2 separate regions of the Homo sapiens genome follow, and region 1 is linked to region 2. A link is an interaction called in ENCODE POLR2A ChIA-PET data of the cell type or tissue named here. Cell type or tissue: K562. All regions are shown on one strand. Links, peaks and the distances in the headings refer to the core of each region. The heading gives the core; the rest is flanking DNA.

Region 1 (5,386 bases), core at 187-5,186, 81 kb after region 2:
AACTACCGTAGTATGAGATAAGAACTGAATTAGTTTGTCAGCAGGAAGGGCATGCTCTATATGGCCTGTGTAATCAGAGAGTGCTATTTGAAGATCTAGAGATAGGGGCAATACTGCTTTGAATTGTTTTTTACTCAAAGGAATTCTGATGACATCACGGTCATAACCTAGCAACTGACTGCATCATCTGTGGCCAGAATAGATGACTTTACTAACTAGCTGGATATAGGGAGATAGAGTTTTAGTTCCGGTATGTGAGCAAAAAACCCATTCTAGGAAGCACAGCCCTGGGGCCATCTGTCCTATTAATACTGTTAGGGAATGTTTAGTAGGAAAAACAAACAATTGAACTGAATATTTTGGGTCTATGTGATCTATGTGCCTCTGAGAAATAGCTTGCTCTATTTCCTTAATTTCCCTTTTTGCTGCAGGAGTTAAATACCTGACAGATCCTAGGGCTATGTTGTCCTTTAGGATAGAAAACAGGTTTTGTAACTTATCAGTAGTTATGCCCAAGGTGGGGTGAAGCCAATTAATATCACCTAGTAATTTTTGATAATCATTTAAGGTGTGTAAGTTGCTAGTATTTAATTTAACCTTTTCAGGTCTTACTGACTGGGAAGTTAGTATGTATCTAAGATATTTCCAAGGAGAGGACATTTGTACTTTTTCAGGTGCTATGACTAAACCTCTTAGCTGTGTATTCTTTACGACAGAGGCATATAAAGTTAAAAGTACCTGTTCCGTTGGGGCTGCTAGTAAAATATCATCCATAAAAGAATACTCTTGCAACTAGGAAATTCTTTTCTAATGGGGAGCAAAGCCTGATTCACATGATACTGACACATGGTAGAACTGTTCAGCATTCTTTGAGGAAGTACTTTCCAATGAAATTGGCAAGCTGGCCTTTCATTATTGATAGCTGGTATTGTAAATGCAAATTTGTCTCTGTCCTGTTCTGCAAGGGTAATAGTATAAAAGCAGTCTTTTAAGTCAATAACGACTATAGGCTAATCTTGAGGAATCGCTGCAGGGGAAGGGAGGCCCTGTTGAAGGGGCTCCATAGGTTGCAAATTAGCATGATAGCCTGTAAGTCATGCAAAAAGTCTCCATTTACCAGACCTTTTGGGAATGATGAAAATGGGCGATTTCCAAGGGCTATTTGATGGTTCTATATGGCCGGCTTTTAATTGCTCCTCAACTAATTAATGAGCTCTTTGTAATTTCTCTCCCTTTAAAGGCTACTGTTCTACCCAAATAGGATTTTGAGAGAGCCACATTAGGGGTAGGGGAGGAATAACAGTGGCCATTATTAGAAAGAGGTCTGCAGAGTGACCTCAATTAACCCTTTCGTAAATGGGCTAGTGGCTCCGTTTTTTCTAATGCTTTTTCTTATCTCTTTATAAGCGTCAAAAGTAATGGGTTCATACACCTGATTGCCTTGTTGATCTTGCATTACCGGGTAGGCTAAGAGCTCCCCTTCTAATGCCGCTTGCCTAAGACAGGGTCCCATAGCTGTAGCGTATCCCTTGTCTTTTTTTCCTATTTATTGGAGGAGGGGGCTCAGGAAAAAACTGTCTCCTCTTTGGTATTTCTGCCCATTAATGGCGGGGCTGAGGGAGAAGGAGGCGGTAAGGTAGGTGATGGTTCCTCCTTCCTTCCCTTTTTAGGCTCTTCTGTGTAGAGTGGGACCAAAGTAGCCATAACTAAAGCCCATAATGTTAGAGATGTTACTGGGACCCACTGCCCTTGTGCATGATGTTTAAGATTTCTCCCCTCTCATTCCCAGAGCTCTACATCTAGCGTAACTTCTTCCGGGAACCATGGGTTATGGGAAACAACAGTTTGCATTAGGTCCCTTAATTGAGCCTGCAAAACTGAGGCTCCACTAGCTTTAAGCAGCTGTTTCAATACTTTGATATAGTGTTGCTGTTGAACTGATGACTATTGTCCCCTGATGAAACCCTGGCCTGAACAATTCCCTCAAACTTCGAAATCCTGAGAGGGCATCAATGACTTTGTGACTTTCTGACCGCGCTGTCTCTTCACCTTCATTTTCGAGGGTTCCATTGCAATCTGTGGCAGTGTTCCTCACAAGGGGCACCACCTGCTGGGTCTGACCCTGGCCGAACTACAGATGAAAAAATGTACGCAGACACAGGTTTTTTGCCTGGGCCCGCAGCTAGCGGACTAGGCTGCTCATAGACACCAAGGAGGGTGCCATAAACAGTCACAGCAGCCCCAACAAGCCTGCGCTGTGGGCATTTAGTACAGATTTAATGACAAAGGCTTTGAGTCAACACAACTTGGGGTAATTAACATGGTCACCCCGCCCCTCCCCCCCCATGGAGAGAGCAGTCCTGCATGCCGATGATTAAACGCCAGGTTCCAGGCCTAAGTAAACTAACTTATCTAGATAAACTCTCTTACACTTTCTTGTTGTCTACCCTGAGAGAATTCAGCTGCCTTCAGCCAAATTTTCTTTCGAAGCTTTTGCAAAAACTCCTGGCCTTCCAAGAAGTTTTGCATTTTTCCTATAATTTTTGTAACTTTTCCCACCACCCTGACCGATCTCCTACAAAGATACAGAATGTTTCTATCACCAGAAGGATCTCTTCTGTTGTCCTTTTATAGCCATAACTTCTCTCCCAGCCCTGCTTCCTCCTTATTACCTAGCACTAATGAGTTTTCCATTACTATTATTTTTGTCATTTCAATAATGTTATACGTGAGAAAACATCTTAAATGGTCCATTTTCAAGGCATGATAAATCTACGCACTGGCAGCCAGCCTGAGGATGTAACAAACTGCACGGCTCATGCTCCTAGAAAGTCATGATAAGTGAACAGAATGTAGAGGAAGGGTCAGCCCATCAAAGGGAAGAAAGTTTCGTTACCGTGAAATCGAAACTTAAGCAGGGAAGGGGACAAGGGTATAAACTTATAAGGTGGATAATGAAACTTAGGTGACTGGGCAGATTGTAACCCCATAGTACTTGATCAATGAGGAACTAGGGGAGGGACTTGCAGGCTAGGAGATAAATTACATGCTGAAGCTGCCCCGAGTATGCCTGCCTACCAGACATCCAATCTTGCAAGACCACTTTTAAAAGTCTCACTTTCACTGTTCTCTGTGCCTCTGAGTCCATTCTTTGGGTTTGGATGGGTGAGCCTGTTTCTCACATTAGATAACTGAAATAATACAGTATGTAACCTTTTGGGGATGGCTTTTTTCACTCAGAATAATTTTCTGGAGATTCTTCCAGGTTATTTCATGTAACAATAGTTTTTTTTTTTTTAATTGCTGAGCATCATTCCATGGTATGGATGTACCACAGTTTAACTATTTACATGTTGAAGGACATCTAGGTTGTTTCCCGATTTTAACTATTACAAAGCTGCTATGAACTTTCATGTACAGGTTTTTCTGTGAGCATAAGATTTCATTTCTCTGGGAGAAATACCCAAGACTGCAATTCCTGGGTCATAGGGTTTAACATGTTTACTTTTTAAAGAAACTGCCAAACTGTTTTCCAAAGTTGCTGCACCATTTTACATTCCTGCCAGCAATGTATGAATGATCAAATCTCTCCACATCCTTGCCGGCATTTGGTGTTACCAGAATGTAGAGGAAGGGGAGAAAACATTATTTAAAACATAGATTAAAGAACCTAAGAAGTAATACAGTCAGGACTGTTTGGTATAGGAGAAAACAGTCCCACCTATTCAGTAACTTTTGAACTTATGATACAGCAATCACTGTTCACGAGTTCAGCTTGATTCGTACTAATAGAATAAAATAATGCCAAGTAGATTTTTTTTAAATCATGGCTTACAGTCTTCACTGTGATCATAAAATGGAATCATGTAGAAAGCAAATGAACCTGGAAGTGGTACCAGGAATGTGTGTCACATAATTCCAAAGATCCAGAATCTCTTTCTTTTCCTTTCCTCTTCTTTTTGCCTCTGGATCCTGCCACTTTCAAATCAAAATGTTCAATTTTTTTTCCTCTGAGGATAGAGCCTGATTATCTACCACAAAGGTCCCAGATATTAGAATCTCAAAGAACTCTTTTCTTTTCATGAGTGTATTATGAGAGTTGCGTGTGTGTGAGAGAGATTGTGTGTGTACTACCTGGGACATTCTAGCTTAAAGCAGCAAAAGCAAAACACAAGTCAGTGGGACACTTGTTTAAAGAATGTCTATGTGCAGCCAACAAATATCAGTCATAACAATCCTAAAGACATTCCTATTCAAGTGAAGGATAAAATAAACATATTTGTAACCACTACTATTATTTCTGAAGTCATAAGCAATGCTATCAGATAAGAAAAAGAATACTAGTCATAAATGTTAGAGGAGGTAAAATGATCATTATTTGAAAGAGAAACTTTTTCCTCTACCCAGAAAACCCACTTGAATCAAAAAAAGTAATTTGGACACTTAAAAAGGAATACATAAATATATGTTTTCTATATAGCAATAGTCAACTATAAAAATAAAATAATGTCCCATTTATAATAGCAACATGTAAAATAAGAACATATAAAATACACAGAAATTAAATTAGTAAGTGTGTAGGGCCTACCTGAAAAATGCAAATATTTACTAAGGAGAAAGAAAAAGTATATGTTAAGCTGACCTTGTTATTGGATTGAAAAAATAAGTTTTGTAAAGATATAACTTCTCCCCAGATTTGAAAATTACTTAAGTATAATTCCAATCAAAATCTTCAGTTTGTTTTTTTTTTGTTTTGTTTTGTTTTTGTGAGACAGAGATTTACTCTTGTTGCCCAGTCTGCAGTGCAATGGCGTGATCACGGCTCATCGCATCCTCCGCCTCCCAGGTTCAAGCAATTCTCCTGCCTCAGCCTCCCAAGTAGCTGGGATTACGGGCATGTACCACCATGCCCGGCTAATTTTGTACTTTTAGTAGAGACGGGGTTTCACTGTGTTGCCCAGGCTGATCTCGAACTCCTGACCTCAGGTGATCCACCCGCTTCGGCCTCCCAAAGTGTTGGGATTACAGGCGTGAGCCACTGCACCCGGCCAATCTTAAAGAGTATTTTAAGGGTGAAGGAAATTAGGGGAGACCAGTCAAAATGACTGTAAAACTTTTCTGGACTAAGGTATGAAAACAGTCAAAATATTCTTCAAAAAGAATATTGAATAATGATTAACTATCAGATGTTATAATTTATCACATATTTCTGGTAATTAAGCAGTGTAATGGTAGGATTAAAGCGATAATTTATTTCATTTCTCTCAATTTTTTATTTTGCTAAAATGAATAAAAATAAATTAGTAAGTCCCAAAGGCAGCAGTAGAGATTTTTCTTGGGTCACTATCCAGGTAATTAATATGACCAGGACTGTCTGGGATAGTGA
Region 2 (5,386 bases), core at 157-5,156:
GGTGAAACGCGGTCTCTATTAAAAAATGCAAAAATTAGCTGGGTGTGGTGGCATGCGCTTGTAATCCCAACTACTCGGGATTCTCCAGGCTGAGGCTGGAGAATCACTTGAACTCGGGAGGCAGAAGTTGCAGCCAAGATCGCGCCACTGCACTCCAGCCTGGGCGACAGAGTGACACTCCGTCTCAAAAAGGAAAAAAAAAAAAAGAGAGAAAGAAAGAACTCGTTCATAAATGAAATACCCCACATTTAATCAAATATAAGATGCCATTAAATTATATAAGCTATTTAATGTGCCATGAAAAGAAAAAGCCAAAATGGAAGTCCAACAGACCTCACATAAGGTTGAAATGCCAAAGGGCTATACGCTCAATATAAGGGTAAATAAGAAATAAATCTGCCATAGAGAAAAGGTAAGCAAGGCAATTTGCATGATTCAATCTTGGCATTAGATAGACTGAAAAAGAAATCTTTTGTTGTTTAAACCATAAGCTGCAGTCAACAAGTTTGCAGAGTAAATTCACATTATCAGTGTGACATGTAAGTCCCCAAGCAGAAAATTTAAAGTGGGTCTCAGTTTGGCAGTTTCTCTAGGTACCCAGCAGAGACAGAAGCAAATGCAAATTCTGTCTAGGCCAACAGTGATTGTTAAGGTACCTCTTAATTTTAGAGATATTAAAATATGAAAGTGTCTTAATATATATCAAATACAGTATCATCAGCAGGGCGCAGTGGCTCACACCTGTAATCCCAGCACTTTGGGAGGCCTAGGCGGGCAGATCACTTGAGGCCAGGAGTTTGAGACCAGCCTGGCTAACATGGAGAAACCCCGTCTCTACTAAAAATACAAGTATTAGCTGGGCATGGTGGTATGCTCCTGTAGTCCCAGCTACTTGGGAGGCTGAGGCACAAGAACCATTTCAGCCCAGGGGGCTGAGGTTGCAGTGAGCCGAGACTGCGCCACTGCACTCCAGCCTGGGTGACAGAGCGAGACTGTCTCAAAAACAAACCCAAAAAACAGTATCAGCTCTTGATCATTTATCCCACAAATAGTTGAGGGTCTACTATGGATAGCTGAAGGTTTGCTAGAAGTTGAGGATAAAGCAATAAAAATATGCTATGGGGTCCTGCCTTCATAATAGTCATAGGTAGAACCTGAAGTACTGAAGAATGATCTATAAGTCTCATTACAATTCAAGTGGGGAAAAAAATGCAAGTGGGTCTGAGATTCACATTAGATTTTGAATAAAACAATGACTCACATGCATACATATGGCAAAATCAGCAGCATCTTTTCTTTTACTACAGCGAGGATGAAGGAAGAAGCATCCAATCCTGTTCAGGTAGTTATAAATCTTACAGTTGAGCGGAGGCTTCCAATTGGTGTTTCCTCCTATTAATTTTAGAAAAGGCAAAAATGATAATCAAACAGGAGAGGAAAGGCCAAAAATTTTATCAAGAAAAAACACATACTAGAAAAAAATTTTTCTAGAGGCAAAGTACTAGATCAGAATGTGGAAGAACTCCATCCTAGCATAAGCATCAACATCTTGTTGCTTTAAAGTCTTGAGAAAGTGGACCAACTTCCCTGAATCTGTCAACTCATCTTAAAACTCACATGGATATTAGGCAAAATCAAAAGCAATGTGTGTAAAAATTCTTTGAATGGCATTATTCTATAAGTGTAAGCATAAGTGGTTTTTACAGATGTCACCACCGTTCAATGCAGAAATGATGGGCAATCACCAAAGCTCAACTTACTAAAGCAATTATACTGGCTAACTTATCCAGGTCAGTATGTTTCTATCTTTAATCCCAATCTTTCTCTTTACATGCTATTTCCTATCAAACACAAACAATAGCAGATTCTCTGTAAACCAAAGAAGCCTCTCCCCCAAGTTTGGTCAACAATTTGTAAAGAGGTTTAGATGAAGCTGAACACTTAAGAACAGCAAGGATGAACCGAAGAGGCAGTTATGGCATGTTGAAAATAACATTAGTCCTATAGCTGAGAGGCCAAATAATTCTGCTATTTATTAGTTTTAAAACTTTGAGGGAAAAAAAACAAAAACAAAAACAAAACATCTGCTTCTTTGTATTTTAAAAGGGATAAAACCATAATAATCAGTAACCATGTTAGTACAAAGCCAAAGCACCTGACACATTTTAGGTGTTGAATAAAGGCTTTTTCAATCTGTATCAAAAGATCCATAAACTTTTTTTTTTTTTTTTTTTTTTTTTTAAGACAGAGTCTCACTCTGTTGCCCAGGCTGGAGAGCAGTGGTGCGATCTCAGCTCACTGCAAGCTTCGCCTCCTGGGTTCACACCATTCTCCTGCCTCAGCCTCCCAAGGAGCTGGGACTACAGGGGCCCGCCACCACGCCCAGCTAATTTTTTGTATTTTTTTTTTCTTTTTAGTAGAGACGGGGTTTCACCATGTTAGCCAGGATGGTCTCGATCTTCTGACCTCGTGATCCGTCCGCCTCAGCCTTCCAAAGTTCTGGGATTACAGACGTGAGCCACCGCGCCCGGCCAAAAGATCCATAAACTTTGAGTCACCAGATAGAGCTAACATTTACCACAGAGGCATGTAAAGAAAACGATTCTAGCAGAGTAACTATAATACAAAAGAACAATATTCCAATTATGTTCCTATGTTCTATCCAGGAAGGTTTAAGAGGAGCCTTTTAAACTGAACTATATTCTAAGAGGTGGGAAAAAGTTTTCTTTTGTTTTTCTTATTAACCGTACCTTGAAAGCCCCAAATAAATGTTCCTTGGTTTAGATGCCCTGGTAGATGACCAAAAAAGTTTGACCAGTTATCAAAATCTACAAAGACTATATGAGTCATGGTTCGCAGGTAATCCAAATCTGGAAGCTCAACAATTTCTTCCTCTGAGAAGAGAGAAATATCAACATGAGTTCAGTAAGAATTTGCTAAAATCATTCTGATTTCAAGTCCAAAAAGTATTAGAAGCCTAATATGCAAAAATACTAACCTTGAATGTTACTCATTTCTATCTAAACCTTTTTGTGAAATCCAAATCTGTACATGACACCATTTACACTTAAATCAGATAAAAATAATCTGAACATTTCACCAATTTTGGTTATATATCCTTCTTGCAAACATTTTCTTCCAACAACTCTAAAGCTTGTTAAAAAGTCACTTATACAAGGAATTTTTTTAAAAAATTAATGTACTAGAAGAACTAGAAAACCAAGTTTTAAGGTTAAATAAGCAAAAACTAATACCACCCATATAAAATTCCAAGGTTACCTATTAAGAACATTTTCACCACCAGAATTTGGTTCTTTTCCCAGTCTGGACTGATTTATTAGTAGCCCTCTAGTTCTAGGATTAAACACCCTAGAGAGCAGAAATAAGATAACCTAGAATCCTGCTGCCATAAAGCAGTGCTAGAAATATGTGCCAGTGGTACAGAGACACCTCCCCCTATAAACACATCTTCTTGGTTCTCTCAGATTCTTCTTTCACCTTCCCCCATGCCCCAACTCTCATTCTCCCTCCCCTTTATCTTGTTTCATACTTTTCCACTTTGACAAGGCCTTAAAGTTTCCTGTGGTAACAATGCAAACTTTAAAATGTTATATTATTTAAAAAATGAATAGTTTCTATTCTAATAGTTCCTTCAAATATACTACTGCCATTCCCTTCCATTTCCAAGCCACCTTACGTCTTTTCTCTAACTTCTCGGTAATTCTAGATTTAGGTATTGCATTTTCTATCAAACACAGACTAACACAAATTCCAAAAAAAAAGTAAACAGAAGCGCAAAAGAAAGGCCTAACATAAAATGGTGTAACCAGTGTTTCACTGTTTAGAGTTGACTAGGTAGCTCATGATTTAATTCTTTACCACTGAAAACATGCCATGACTAAAGGTGATGTTGAAATCTACATATGGTATAGAGCAAGACTCTAAAAATTCAATAGTTCATAAAAATACATTACTGGCCAAAATTTTCACATATTCTCACTGTACCCAAATATGCTACATTGTATAACTCACCAAGAATTAGTATTTATTTAAAAGAATATAGACTTAAGTCAGGTGTGGTGGCTCACACCTGTAATCCCAACACTTGGGGAGGCTAAAACAGGAGGATTGCTTAAGGCCAGGAGTTCAAAACCAGCCTGGGCAACATAGTAAAATCCCATCTCAAAAAAATTTTACAAATAAAAGAAGATACACTTAAAATTATACTCTAAACAAAAACAAATTATACTTCTAAACAAAACAAATTATACTTCTAAACAAAATAAAAACATAACACCTGCCTAGACTTACTTAATCCTATCATATGGAAGAAAGAAAGTCTGGAGTAAGTACAAACAAGGAATTCATATTTCAATTTTCCCCCTGGTTTCCTGCTACCACTTTAACTCTACTTCTAATTGCTATTTTAATTGTATGTTAAAGCTTTTCTTCCAAGTTAATCATAACAAAAATATACAAATGCTGAAATGACCTTTAAAATGTCTCACACTAAAGAATATGGCCAAATAGAAACAAAAAGAATTCACGTGATTTATCTTTTTAGTTAACCCAAATATTACAAGAAAAATCTAAATGATATTAATACTAGGATAACTTTGAAATCTAACTTTCAGAAAAACTATCAACTTCCTTCATCTTCAAAATCTCCACACCTTTTGTAAAATAAAATGATATCTAAAATATATATTATTTAAAGCCAACATATACTCTGTCCTCGTAAGTTTAGAAAGTGGATAAATGTAGTAGTAGGAATACAAACCCCTAAAATGTATATACCATAATAATTAACATACCATCAAGAAGTTACCCTGTTTCTTGCTTCAAAATTGAATCGAGGTGGGTACATTGTAAGTTTCAATATCAGTATATGAAATTTGCATAGAGCTATAAAGCCATACCTATATTCTGATAGCTTAGGTCATTCTCAACTCCTTTCTCCATGTCTAAACTTTTTGAATAGTTTATTGCCTGTTTCAGTTTTCTCTCTGTATGTGAGGCACTAGCAGTAAACTTGTACAGGTTTGATTTTTCAGATCCAAAATGAGCCACACTGGGTTTCTGTAAGAAGCAATGTTTTCTATGGAAATGCTGCTGTGCACTCTCAGGATCATGAAATGCTTTGGTGCAGGTGCCACACTTGATTACATACTGCTGCTCCTCCTCATCACTCTTTTCTTTGTGCACTTGATGGATATGAGTGTTCATGTCGGTTAAATTCTGTGCTGTTGCCGAACATAAACTGCAGCGAAACCACAGTTTTCCTTTATCCAGCATGATTTGGAGACATCTGCTATAATCTTCTTTTCTGTTGACTTTACAGATGTAACTCTCACGGCAACCACAAGTTAACTGGTTACTGGTCTCT

What was found. ChIA-PET counts read pairs that join two places held together with the same protein. Peaks named below come from ENCODE experiments on the same cell type or tissue, not always from the same donor. Only the 100,000 strongest peaks of a DNase experiment are listed, where the experiment ranks them.
Region 1: POLR2A ChIA-PET joins it to region 2 with 5 read pairs; 3 of 35 experiments call an interaction of 5 or more read pairs at or near these places.

What each region holds. Positions count from the first base shown.
Region 1 is chr6:57,067,067-57,072,452 of GRCh38, reverse strand. No RefSeq gene overlaps it. Among named protein-coding and RNA genes, the nearest start is that of ZNF451, 20 kb to the left of the region's middle. In K562, for the core only: no CTCF peak of the experiment used is centred there; a DNase peak (open chromatin) is centred at 2,312.
Region 2 is chr6:57,148,227-57,153,612 of GRCh38, reverse strand. ZNF451 (zinc finger protein 451) reads right to left here. Exons shown (of 15, transcript NM_001031623.3): 10 at 4,920-5,386; 11 at 2,751-2,894; 12 at 1,262-1,392. The region is part of intron 2 of ZNF451-AS1 (ZNF451 regulatory antisense RNA 1); the gene reads left to right. Among named protein-coding and RNA genes, the nearest start is that of ZNF451-AS1, 21 kb to the left of the region's middle. In K562, for the core only: no CTCF peak of the experiment used is centred there; no DNase peak of the experiment used is centred there.